Linked DNA regions of Homo sapiens: region 1 is linked to region 2. Evidence: read pairs that join two places in POLR2A ChIA-PET (ENCODE). Cell type or tissue: PC-3. All regions are shown on one strand. Each heading gives the region's core, and the rest is flanking DNA. Links, peaks and the distances in the headings are about the cores only.

Region 1 (5,383 bases), core at 226-5,225, 1.2 Mb after region 2:
AACTTTCTTTGCTTCAAGAAATTTGTCCTTTTAAGAGGCTGATGCCTGAGAGGGCCCTTTCTACCTTCTCCTTGTCCTGTTGAAAGAAATGGCAAAGTCTGTCCAGTTTAGTTCTGGAGAAAAGGTAAAACAAGGCTGTGTGCGTGCACATGTGCGTGTGCAGAAGTGTTGAGGGCAAAGAGATAGAGCCATTTAATTTTTTTTTAAAAAGCCAGATGAACCGGCAGAACTCGACACTGCTTACTCTATTCCACATTTTATCCGCAGAATAAGAGCCAGAACAAGAGATCCAGGAACATGGGAAATACGGCTGTGGCTGAAGTCTTATCTGGGTTAAAAACCCCAGGAGTGCTCCTCTTTAATTTTTTGGCAGAGCAGGATCAAGGAATCGATTCACTCTGGTTATGCTTCCTACCATTGTTTCTGTGGGCCGTGTTTGATCTGTGTTTCACGTGCAGATCTGCTATCCACGCTCTGAAAGAAATAATATATTCTGCATTGCACCAGGTCAGCCTCAACCATGAAAAACCTTTTTTGGATGATTTCAAAGCCACACATAAGCTCGCGCGTGAACACACACACACACACACACACACACAGACACACCAGCGTGCGCATGTTCACACACACACTGTTTGTGTAAAGGATTAAAAAAGAATGAAAGGCCCAGTTGCAGAACATGACCAGGGTTCCAGACGTGGAGTGGCCAAGGCTGTGGCCCTCACCCGCTGACCTGGGCCAGCCATGTCCCCTCTGAGTCATGTGTGTGCCCCACCCCTGCGGGCAGGGGGCATCCGGACCATTCGATGGTGTGCCTGGTGAGGTTATTATTAGTAACAATGGTTTCCAGTGAAAGAGTAATTTTCACAGTGGAGAAGGCTTCCCCTTCCTTCAGGTCAAAAGCTGAACGGAGACGAAAATGACATTAACCAGTGCAGGATCCTGAAAAGATGAAATGCTCAACACCTCCCAGCTCTAAATTGGACTGGGCGTTTACTAGCGTTTTAAGGGCCAGAGGGAAGTTGAAGCAACTGCCGGGGTAACACACACGTGAAAAATGTGAGGCCAGACAGTCCGGGCAAATAAATAACCCTGTGCTGGCAATAAGAGACGTGCCTGGAGTTTTAGCGCGGGGCTGTAAAAGTTGACAGGAGCCATTTGGACTGAAAACGGCCGTGTGGATAACGCTGCCAGGTTTTGCCAAGCGCCCGGCTGTTGAATACTACAAAACTGAATAGATGAAAAAGAAAACAACAGCCACAAAAGAGAAAAAAAAATTGCAACACGAAACCACCCACGCAGTGTCCACCTACCCCTTCCCCTCACGCTTGGTGCCCTCTCCCTTTGTTTAGATAAGGTGTCCACTGCTGCTGCTGCTGTTGGCCACCAGCCAGCTTTCTGTCTCCAAACTTGGGGCTTCAGCGCCACACAGGAGACACAGCTCTCTGATGCTGCCGGCCCGGGTGTCAGCAGCACCCCGAGGGTCCCTGCGGCTTTGTGTTCCCAGAACGATGATTTGTTTGACAACGGGCTTTCCTTCCAGACTGTTCTTCCAGTCTGGCACAGTGTGTGAGTCTCCAGAGACAGGACAGGGCTGTGGAGTGCCAGAGCAGGCACCTCCGGCCACGGGGTCGGGCCACTGTCTAATTATGATGGCCACATAAAAGAAACCCAGACACAGTCAAAGGCCAAGGAGTGCTTTTGGTTTCATGGACTAACTGAAGCATTTAAGCTCATCAGGCCTGAAAAAGTTAAGTGCAGGGGGAGCAGGACGGACAAGACTGGACTTATTCTATGGCGCACAAAAGATTCTTAATAAGCTCAGAGAAGGGTCCCCCACCGCCGCCACTCACGTCTTTCTCTCCCTGCTTCATTCCAAAGCTTCTGTGTTAGGCAAAGAGACGGCTCCGACAAGCTGCCCGGGAGGTCGGTGAGGAGGCTGTGGGTGAGCTGCTCCCACGAGGTTGAGCAGGGCTGTCCTGGTGAATGACAGATCAGGGCAGTGCACGGTGGTCTCCAGGCAGCCTTGAGCAGCCAGGCCAATGTGGTGCTCAGGAGAGGCAGGATGCAACACCCATTCTGGTCTCTGTTCAGGCTTTCTCTGAGAATTCAGAACTTTTGAATCAGTTTGATGATTAGCCTTCACCCTCCTGAAAGCAGAAGGGAAAGGCCAGAGGGACTGATTTTCTAAGTGGCACTGGAATCAGTTTAGAGGGGCTTTCCATAAGGAACTGTAGAGCTGCAGCGCTTAGGAAAATGAGAACCTTGTCTGTTGGTGAGTCCATCCTCCTTGATCTCCCAAACACTTTCTCCTCCCTTCTCAGCTACGGGGGCACCTGGGGAGAGCTGGGATAGCCTGGTTCACCCAGGACGTCAGAGGTACAGTCTCAGGATGTGAAGAAAGGCTCTGCCCTGGCCTGTCATATCGTGACCAGTTTGATAGATTGTGTTAAAGGCAGGAGTGGTCACCAGGGAGTCAAGAGGCCTAAAGTGGACATTGGCACGGCTTGATCCACCCGGGGCAGAGATGTTGGTTGTGACTTCTGCTTCTTCTTTCTATGACACACGTACAACACTCCCATCACAGACTCAGTTTCCCAGGAACCTCAAAGAGGACGGTGCAGAGGTGGTCACAAGCTTTCCTGCCCTGGGAAAGGAATGCACCCCATTGCCAATAGCTGTGTTGGGCATCTGATTTATCCACCAATCTTCTGAGTTTGGTGACTATGAGTCAGGTTTGGCAGGCAGGTCTGTGCCAAGTATGCTGACCAAATTCTGTTTCTGAGTCAGCTCCTGACTGTGGTGGTTTGCCAGCCTACCTTCCCCTAGCTACTGTCTCAGAGATGGACTCCCCTCTGTCACTTTAGCGAGTCTTGGTTGCAAGGCCACTTTTATTCCTGGTCAGCCCTACCCGCTGCCGTGGTTTTTAACTGGTGCCTCAGGCATGGGGGCAGCATGGGTGGGATGGGGTGGGGTACACTCACATTGGAGGAAAAGCAAAGGAGAAGAGGGGAAGGAGGAGGTGTAAGCCTCATGCACGTTGGTCGGGTCTGGCAGTTGCTCTTTCCGACTTGGAGTCCTGGGGGATCTCCTCTGGAGGATTATGTAATAGGGGAATTGAGATGGGAGAGAGGTCAAAAGCTCCCGTAGAGCCCCTGAATTATAGCCTGTTTCTTGAATTATACAAAATTGATGCTTTAAACCCAAAGGAAACAAAGAAAAAACTATGAGCTATGACAGCTTGCTTATCCAGAAATTACTTGATTTAGCAATCCCAAGTATCTGGAACAACCAAGAAGAACCAAAATATGTGAGGAATTCCCTGTTCTAAGTAGTCATCGTTGTACAAATGCTCGATCCTTTTTCATCAGAACCTCTTTACTCTTATTTCACACACGATTCTAACCAACTAGATGACTCTAAAATTCCTTCAACACCCCCTTTCATTTTTGCTTTTGTTTTGACTCCCATGACTAAAATCAGGAATACAAGAGAAAGAGGAACAAGTTGGAAGGATAATTAAATGAGTTCAGGTTTGGACACAGACTAAGAGGACTCTGGGATACTAAAAGCGGGAGGGAGGGGTTATTATTTTGTTTTTGTTTTCTTTTCTTTTTGTAGAGACAGGCTCTCACTCTGTTGCCCAGGCTGGAGTGCGGTAGCTCACTACAGCCTTGAACTCTCGGGCTCAAGTGATCCTTCTGCCTTGGCCAGGAAGGGATTATGGTCAACAGTAGAGCAAAAGAAGAGATGGGAACAAACTATTTAATAGAAACCAGAACTCAAAGAGGATAGCCGGGTGGGGCCATCCAATGAAGGACCAAAGATACAGAAGGCCTCTTTGTCTTTCAGCAAGACACAGTTGTCGATGTTCTGAGTGAGTGGGCCACCAAGACACACACCAAGTGTGTCAGCGCCATCTAAGGAAATGGGGACATGTGAAATGCAGTTTAGACTTGGTTTATTTAAAAATAGTTATGCTTTTTAAGTTTTGGAGTTTACAGAGGGTTAGCTTTACTTATCCTGCAACTTCATTTCTTTAAAACAACCCATTCTTCCCTGATGCTGGTTAGGTGAGGGGTTAGTGTTTTTCTACTTGTTATGGCTTAAAGATAAAAAAAAATTCTGCTGGTTGCCCAAGAAAATTTACCCTGTCTCACTTGACATGAGAAGGCTGGCATTCTTTTGAATAAGCACGCTTCTTGCATATTGCATTCAAAGCAATGCCAGGCTTCCCATGTCAAGAGAGCTTTCTTTAGTTGGAAAACAATTGATTTGCAGCACTGTTCCCTGGCTTCTAGAAGGGAGGAAGGGTTCTACAATAGGGAGCAGGACATTCCCATTCTCCCTTTGTTCCAGACAATGGGAAGGGGACTCCTTTGGCCTGGCTGCACCCTCACTAGCAGCTTGATGGGTACAGTCGGACTTGCCTGAGTGCTCTCCCTCCCCTTGGTTATGGGTGGCTCTGTAGGTGGCCCTGTAGGTTGGTGTGCACCTTTCTCCTCTCAGAAAGATGGAAGCCACTTTAGGGGTAACATTTTCCAGGCTGGAATGGTCAGCACCAAATTCTACCCTTTCTGGAGTCTCTCTGTCTCTCTCTCTCTCTCTCTCTTTTTTTCAGAGACAGGTTCTTGCTCTGTCACCCAGGCTGGAGTACAGTGGTGCCATCAAGGCTCACTGCAGTCTTGAACTCCTGGGCTCAAGCCATCCTCCCACCTCAGCCTCCTGAGTAGCTGGGACCACAGGCCCTTTCTGCTGGAGTTTGTAGCAGAGCTGGAGGATTGCTTCTCAGGGAACCTTCAGCTCCCTAGACCACACCACTATTTCTGCCTTCTGGCCAGTGTCGCGAGTCCATTTCTGTCAGGATCACTTCTTGTCACTCTGAGTGACAGTCTGTGAGGGTCCTTCCCCTCCCACACACCCCTGAGATCTACTGCTCTGGAGAGAAGGAAGCTACTTTATGGAACATTTATGAGCCTGGCATTTAATAGGCACTGAATGCATATTTGTTGGAAGGAAGGGAGGAAAGCTGGAAGGAGAGAAAGAAAGATGACTCCAGTGGTACAGAGCACTGGTTCTCAATCTTAACTTCATGTTGGAGTCAGCTGGGGGGCTGTAAGATGTACCGATGCCTCTGTCCCAGCCCCAAAATTCAGACTTCTTGGGTCTCAGGTGTGGCCTGGGCGTGGGGTGTTTTAAAAGCTCCCTATAGGTTTCCATGTGCAGCCCAGGTCAGGGACCACCGACATAAAGAGTATGGCTTCAGAGTCAGAAAGAATAGAGTGGCTTTGAGTAGGTTGCTGAAGTTGAGCCTCAGTTTCCTCATCTGTTTTGCAGGCGGTGATAATACCCACCTCATGGTGTCCTTGGGAGAGCAAAGTGA
Region 2 (5,383 bases), core at 60-5,059:
AAAAACGACAGTCACCTTTTTAGGGGTTTTTCCCACTCACAGAGTACAGAAACTTTTATTTCTAATTATACCCTCACCTTTCAAATGTAAACTTCATCATACATTTGCCTCACTTAATTCCTATTTCATTCTAATTATTGCATTCACTATTTGCACAAAGCCAACTAACCTAACCAATGAGCACAACCTAATCCAGTAAGGTTTAAGATTCATATCCCTAACCAGTTCCCTCTGTCTCAAGGATATTTAAGACCTCCAGGTAGGCCAGGCATGATGGCTCATGCCTGTAATCCCAGCACTTTGGGAAGCCGAGGCAGGCGGATCACCTGAGGTCGGGAGTTCAAGACAGCCTGACCAACATGGAGAAACCCCAACTCTATTAAAAATACAAAATTAGCTGGGTGTGGTGGCGCATGCCTGTAATCCCAGCTACTCAGGAGGCCGAGGCAGGAGAATCACTTGAACCCAGGAGGCGGAGGTTGTGGTGAGCCGAGATCGCGCCATTTACTTTTTTGTTTTCTGCTCATTCTTATAAAAAGGCAAAATACATCTGAACTTGCACATAAACACAAGATACTGCCGTACAAATACAGCAAAGCTGCTGAAACCAAACTATTCTCAGGCAATACCACCTTGCAATAAAAAGAAATCCCTTTCATCAGCTAATGTACAGAAGTTTGAACCTGACTTAAGGAAAGGAGGTTCAGAGTTGTTAACATATAGTGTATCAAATAGGAGGTCAAGCACAGTGGCTCAGGCCTATAATCCCAGCAACACTGGGAGGCCAAAACAGGAGGATTGCTTGAGGCCAGGAGTTTGAGACCAGCCTGGGAAACACAGTCAAACCCCTGTTCTCTAACAAAAATTAACCAGGTGAGGTGATGTCGGCCTGTGGTCCTACTTACTCGGCAGGCTGAGGTGCGAGGATGCCTTGAACCCAGGAATTCCAGGCTACAATGAGCTATGATTGCGTCACCACAATCCAGCCTGAGTGACAGCGAGACCCCTCCTCTTAAAAAAAAAAATCACTGCTCTTAACTAGGGGCTGGCAAACTATGGTAACAGACCAATTCCAGCCTCCTGTTTTTGTACAGCTCACAAGGTAAGAATGGATTTCACACAGAACGTCTGCAATCAATTTGATGACAGGGAACACTGAACTTTACCCAATAAAGCAAAATACTGTATTACCTCCCCTCCACACACACACACCAAATTGTTTTTCTCATTAGACCTAAGTTATACATAACTGTATTTAATTATATTTTTTATTTCACCAATAAAAATTTTACCCAATGTCCTCAATTTTGCCTCTTAGCCCACAAAGTCCAAAGTATTTACTATGTGGCCCTTTACAGAAAAAGTTTACTGATCCCTGTGCTCTGAACTCCAGAGATGTTACCAAGCAGAGCAACCAAAACTTTGTACACTACACCTCGACCAGAGAGAAAACACTGTTAGGCAGAAATGGGTTCAATACTATACGGTAACTTCCATGCTCTCTGGGGTCCAAGTTAATAATGAGCGGCCTTACTTAGGAGTTCTAAGTAACCAGTTAACAGAAAAGACTAGAAATGAGAGATGTAACCAACAGCCTCAACTTATAACTCTCAATAGCCACCAAAGTCAGCAGGAATAAAATGGACATCAAGGATACTAACAGGAGGCTTCGCCACTCCCTTTTTCCTTTCCACCCAATTCACAGGCTCTGTAGAAGATGGGATCTAATATGCACGATCACCAGCTCAAACTCATCCCAAGGAAAACAATTCCTTTGATTATGGTTGACTAACATGGTGTTCAAAGCTCACATGATTAATAAGAATAAACTGTAGGGTGCCATAAAATGAAGATGAATCAATTCTGTACAAGAGGTTGGAGGTACTGCAAGTTAAATACTGCCCCAGATTTTCCCATTCAGGTAATCAAATGGTTATTATAAACAGTATTATTCTAGGTGCTCTGTAATATACAAAGGTAAAGGACAGAATCCCTGACCTTATTATCCATTACCAGGGAGACAGTTTAATGTTAATTTTATGAGTGACTACAGAGAATTTAATAATTAATGTGATTTGACACATATAGATATAGCTTCATAAAGAAGGTAGTCTATGGCATGCTATCTTGGTCAAGTTACTTCACCTTTCACCTCTTTGAGCCATTTTTTTCATCTGAAAAATGAAGGGTCTGACTAGAAAGAATTGAGATCTCTTCCAGGATTTCTCATTGTAATGAGATTAGTAAGAAAAGTGACTCCCAGAAGTAAAAAGATTTAGCAAAAAATAAGTAAAATAGCAAGAATGTGATAAACTATATTCATCCAACAGTTACTAAATGTCTATATGCCAGGCACTTTCTAGGTGCTAAGGATATTATCACTGACTTAGAATGAAAGCCACTAACCTTAAAGATAGAATTGTGAGGACAAAATTAATCAAAACACCTAAACAAAGTAAATTAAATAGAAAAACACACTGTATAGAGATAATAGAGCATCAATACAGCAAAGGAATGGCAGGAGTAAGGGGTGACACCAGAGTATGTAATTTCTGGTCAAAAATTAACAGCATCAGAAGTACAGCTATTCCTAAAGCCAGTATGCCAAGAATTCCAAAAGAACCTATTTCTACTATACTTGACATTTGGGCTCACTGGAGAAAACTGGAGTTCAGAATGAAATTCTATTTAGTGACAAAAAAAATTCAATTGGCATATACCATAACAAAGTTTTTTTAAATAACAACTTAATCCAATCTCTCCTACGAGGTACATAAAAGAATGCCAGAAAACTAGCACTAAAGACTTTAGAGATCAGCTAGTCCAGCCCACCTCACTTCATATGTTAGCTTCTAGACAACAGTAATCTCTAGAACAGTGCCTAGCACACAGCAGATGCCCCAGAAGTATTTGTTGAACGGATTAAAAAGGAAACAAATGTCTTAACAGATATTAATGTTTATAGTAGAGCTGGAACCGTAACACCGAGAAGGTGCTAAGTGACAATAAATTTGATATATATGTGCACATATACTGTATATAATACATGTGAGTGTGGAATCCCTGTCTCTTCTAGTGTTTGAGCTTTTCACTACATGTTTGTGTTTCAGTCTGGAATTTTTGACTGTGTGACTAACAAAACGAAACTCAAACAAGAGTACTGCTGCCTAATGGTGGAACACATGACATGCAAAGGGTCTCAATTCTCCCCTTTCCCTAAAAGGGACTGCAAAAAAAAACCTCTGGTTACACATCAGACTCACCTATAGAGCAAATATATATTTTGAAAAAGCTCCACAGATGATTGATACACAGAGGTGGTAGAAAATCCTTGTTAGGCAGTGATTGAGAATAAAATTGAAAATCCATTTGCTGCCAAATATAAGATATGTGTGTATACACACGTTGAAGACACCAAGATTTAGCATGAGTATCTTTGAAGAATAAATTTTAGGTAAGCGATCTCATCCTAACAATATACTTTTTCACAAGTTATTCTTTAAAAGTATATTACAATGGTCATCACTTTATAATCCACAATAAATTATAAATTCAATGCCCAATATAGGTAAGTGTTAGAAGTTTTAAGTCTTTTTCCTTATTACATCAACTTTTTTCATGATCCTTATAGTCTCATTTTCTATAATTTAACAAAAAGATCTTTGGGGAATCTTGTGTCACACTAAGAATGCTCATAGGGCCGGGCCCAGTCGCTCATGCCGGGAATCCTAACACTTCGGGAGGCCCAGGTAGGCAGACAGCTTGAGCCCAGCAGTTCAAGACCAGCTTAGGCAACAAGGCAAAACCCATCTCTATAAAAGAGAAAAAAAATACAAATAGCCAGGCATGGGAGCACCTGTAGTCCCGGCTACTCAGGAGACTAAGGGGAGAGGATCACCTGAGCCCAGGAGAGGTGGAGGCTGCAGTGAACCGTGACCACTCCAGCCTCAGTGACAGAGTGAGAATCTGTCTCAAAAAAAAAAAAAAAAAAAAAAAAAAAACCCTCATAGATCCTAAACTCCTATAGGCTTCCCTGCTGCCATGCCCCCACCATGCAGAATTTGGTCCAATGGACCAAGGGGATTAAGAGACAGAAACTCCAAATAAATGTCTGTTATTGTTATTTCATTCGTTCCATAAAACAATTATACATCAATCCCAAAACAACACAAAATTCAAAACGCTTAATCAAAATCAAACTGATTTTGACTAAGACAAATAAAACTCTAAATTCTCAAACTGAGATAACAGAATTTCATGTGACACTAAACGGTAATTTGTGGGATCATTTAAATAAATTACTAGGAGACAAATGCATAGTTTCTACACCTTTTAGGAATGTTGTGTAATATTTTGTCATAAACGCACCAACTAAACTATCACCCTGAGCACGCTGGAAGATATATGGAAGGGGAGAAACCTATTTGCCACATAGCTTTTAACATCTCCCTTGGGCAACCAAGATATTTATCAAATTGGAGACTATCTTGATAGTCTTAAAAACTAAACTATATCTTAACTTACTCTGGTACGAGAAACAAACCAAAAGCTCTAAATGCTTTTTTAAAAATAGCAATCAGTGTCATTTCACTAACATAGCACAGTAGTCGAAGCACCACTGGTTGAACCTGACAGACCTCAGACCCATCGTAAGGCAATAAATGGAAAATGCTTAACAGTGCTGACAGACAATTAATGCTCAAATGATAATCATGCTAATAACTGAAAACAATTGAGAAAAAAATCCATTTTCTTATTTATCCACTTGAAAGTTCTAACAACATGATAAAAACAATAGCCCAGTGGTTTTCAACTCCAAATGCATGTAAGAATCATCCACAATGCTTTTAAAATATACCTTTGCCCAGGCTCCCTATCAGACCAATTAATCAGTCTCTGGGGGTGGAACCCAGGGATCAGTTTTTTTGTTGTGGTTGTTTTTTAACCCCGCCAAGTGATTCTCATGTCCAGTCAGGGTTGAGGTCCAATGCACTAACTCTTTCCCAAATATTAACGTTAAACTCTATGTTAAAATAATACAAGAACTTAGCAATACACAGGATGGCTTTCAAAAACACAGCTCCTAAAAGAACCAAATGACAACTAAAATCCGGTTTTTTCCCTTTTTGAAAAAAAAAAGAAAAACAATTCAAGACTCAGAAAACATACCTACAAGAGGGGAAACATAATGTAGGCTACCATAAAAAGTAATACGTTCTTTCAGAATAAAAATCAACTAACTCAATCTCAGGATAAGACCCCCCTCACCTTCACTGCCCAAAAGACTTAGAAGAACACTAATCCATTAACACACACTGCTAGATATTTCAAATAACTAATTCTTAACATCTGTTTTAAACAAAGATTGGTTTTAATACTAAAA

The links. ChIA-PET counts read pairs that join two places held together with the same protein. Peaks named below come from ENCODE experiments on the same cell type or tissue, not always from the same donor. Only the 100,000 strongest peaks of a DNase experiment are listed, where the experiment ranks them.
Region 1: POLR2A ChIA-PET joins it to region 2 with 22 read pairs; 2 of 35 experiments call an interaction of 5 or more read pairs at or near these places.

Annotation. Positions count from the first base shown.
Region 1 is chrX:39,901,527-39,906,909 of GRCh38, reverse strand. No RefSeq gene overlaps it. Among named protein-coding and RNA genes, the nearest start is that of MIR1587, 67 kb to the right of the region's middle. RefSeq lists an enhancer at 261-1,050. In PC-3, for the core only: no CTCF peak of the experiment used is centred there; a DNase peak (open chromatin) is centred at 2,759; H3K4me3 peaks cover 509 bases; H3K27ac peaks cover 2,437 bases.
Region 2 is chrX:41,088,522-41,093,904 of GRCh38, reverse strand. All of the region lies in intron 1 of USP9X (ubiquitin specific peptidase 9 X-linked), which reads right to left. Among named protein-coding and RNA genes, the nearest start is that of USP9X, 5.8 kb to the right of the region's middle. In PC-3, for the core only: no CTCF peak of the experiment used is centred there; no DNase peak of the experiment used is centred there; H3K4me3 peaks cover 2,555 bases; H3K27ac peaks cover 1,841 bases.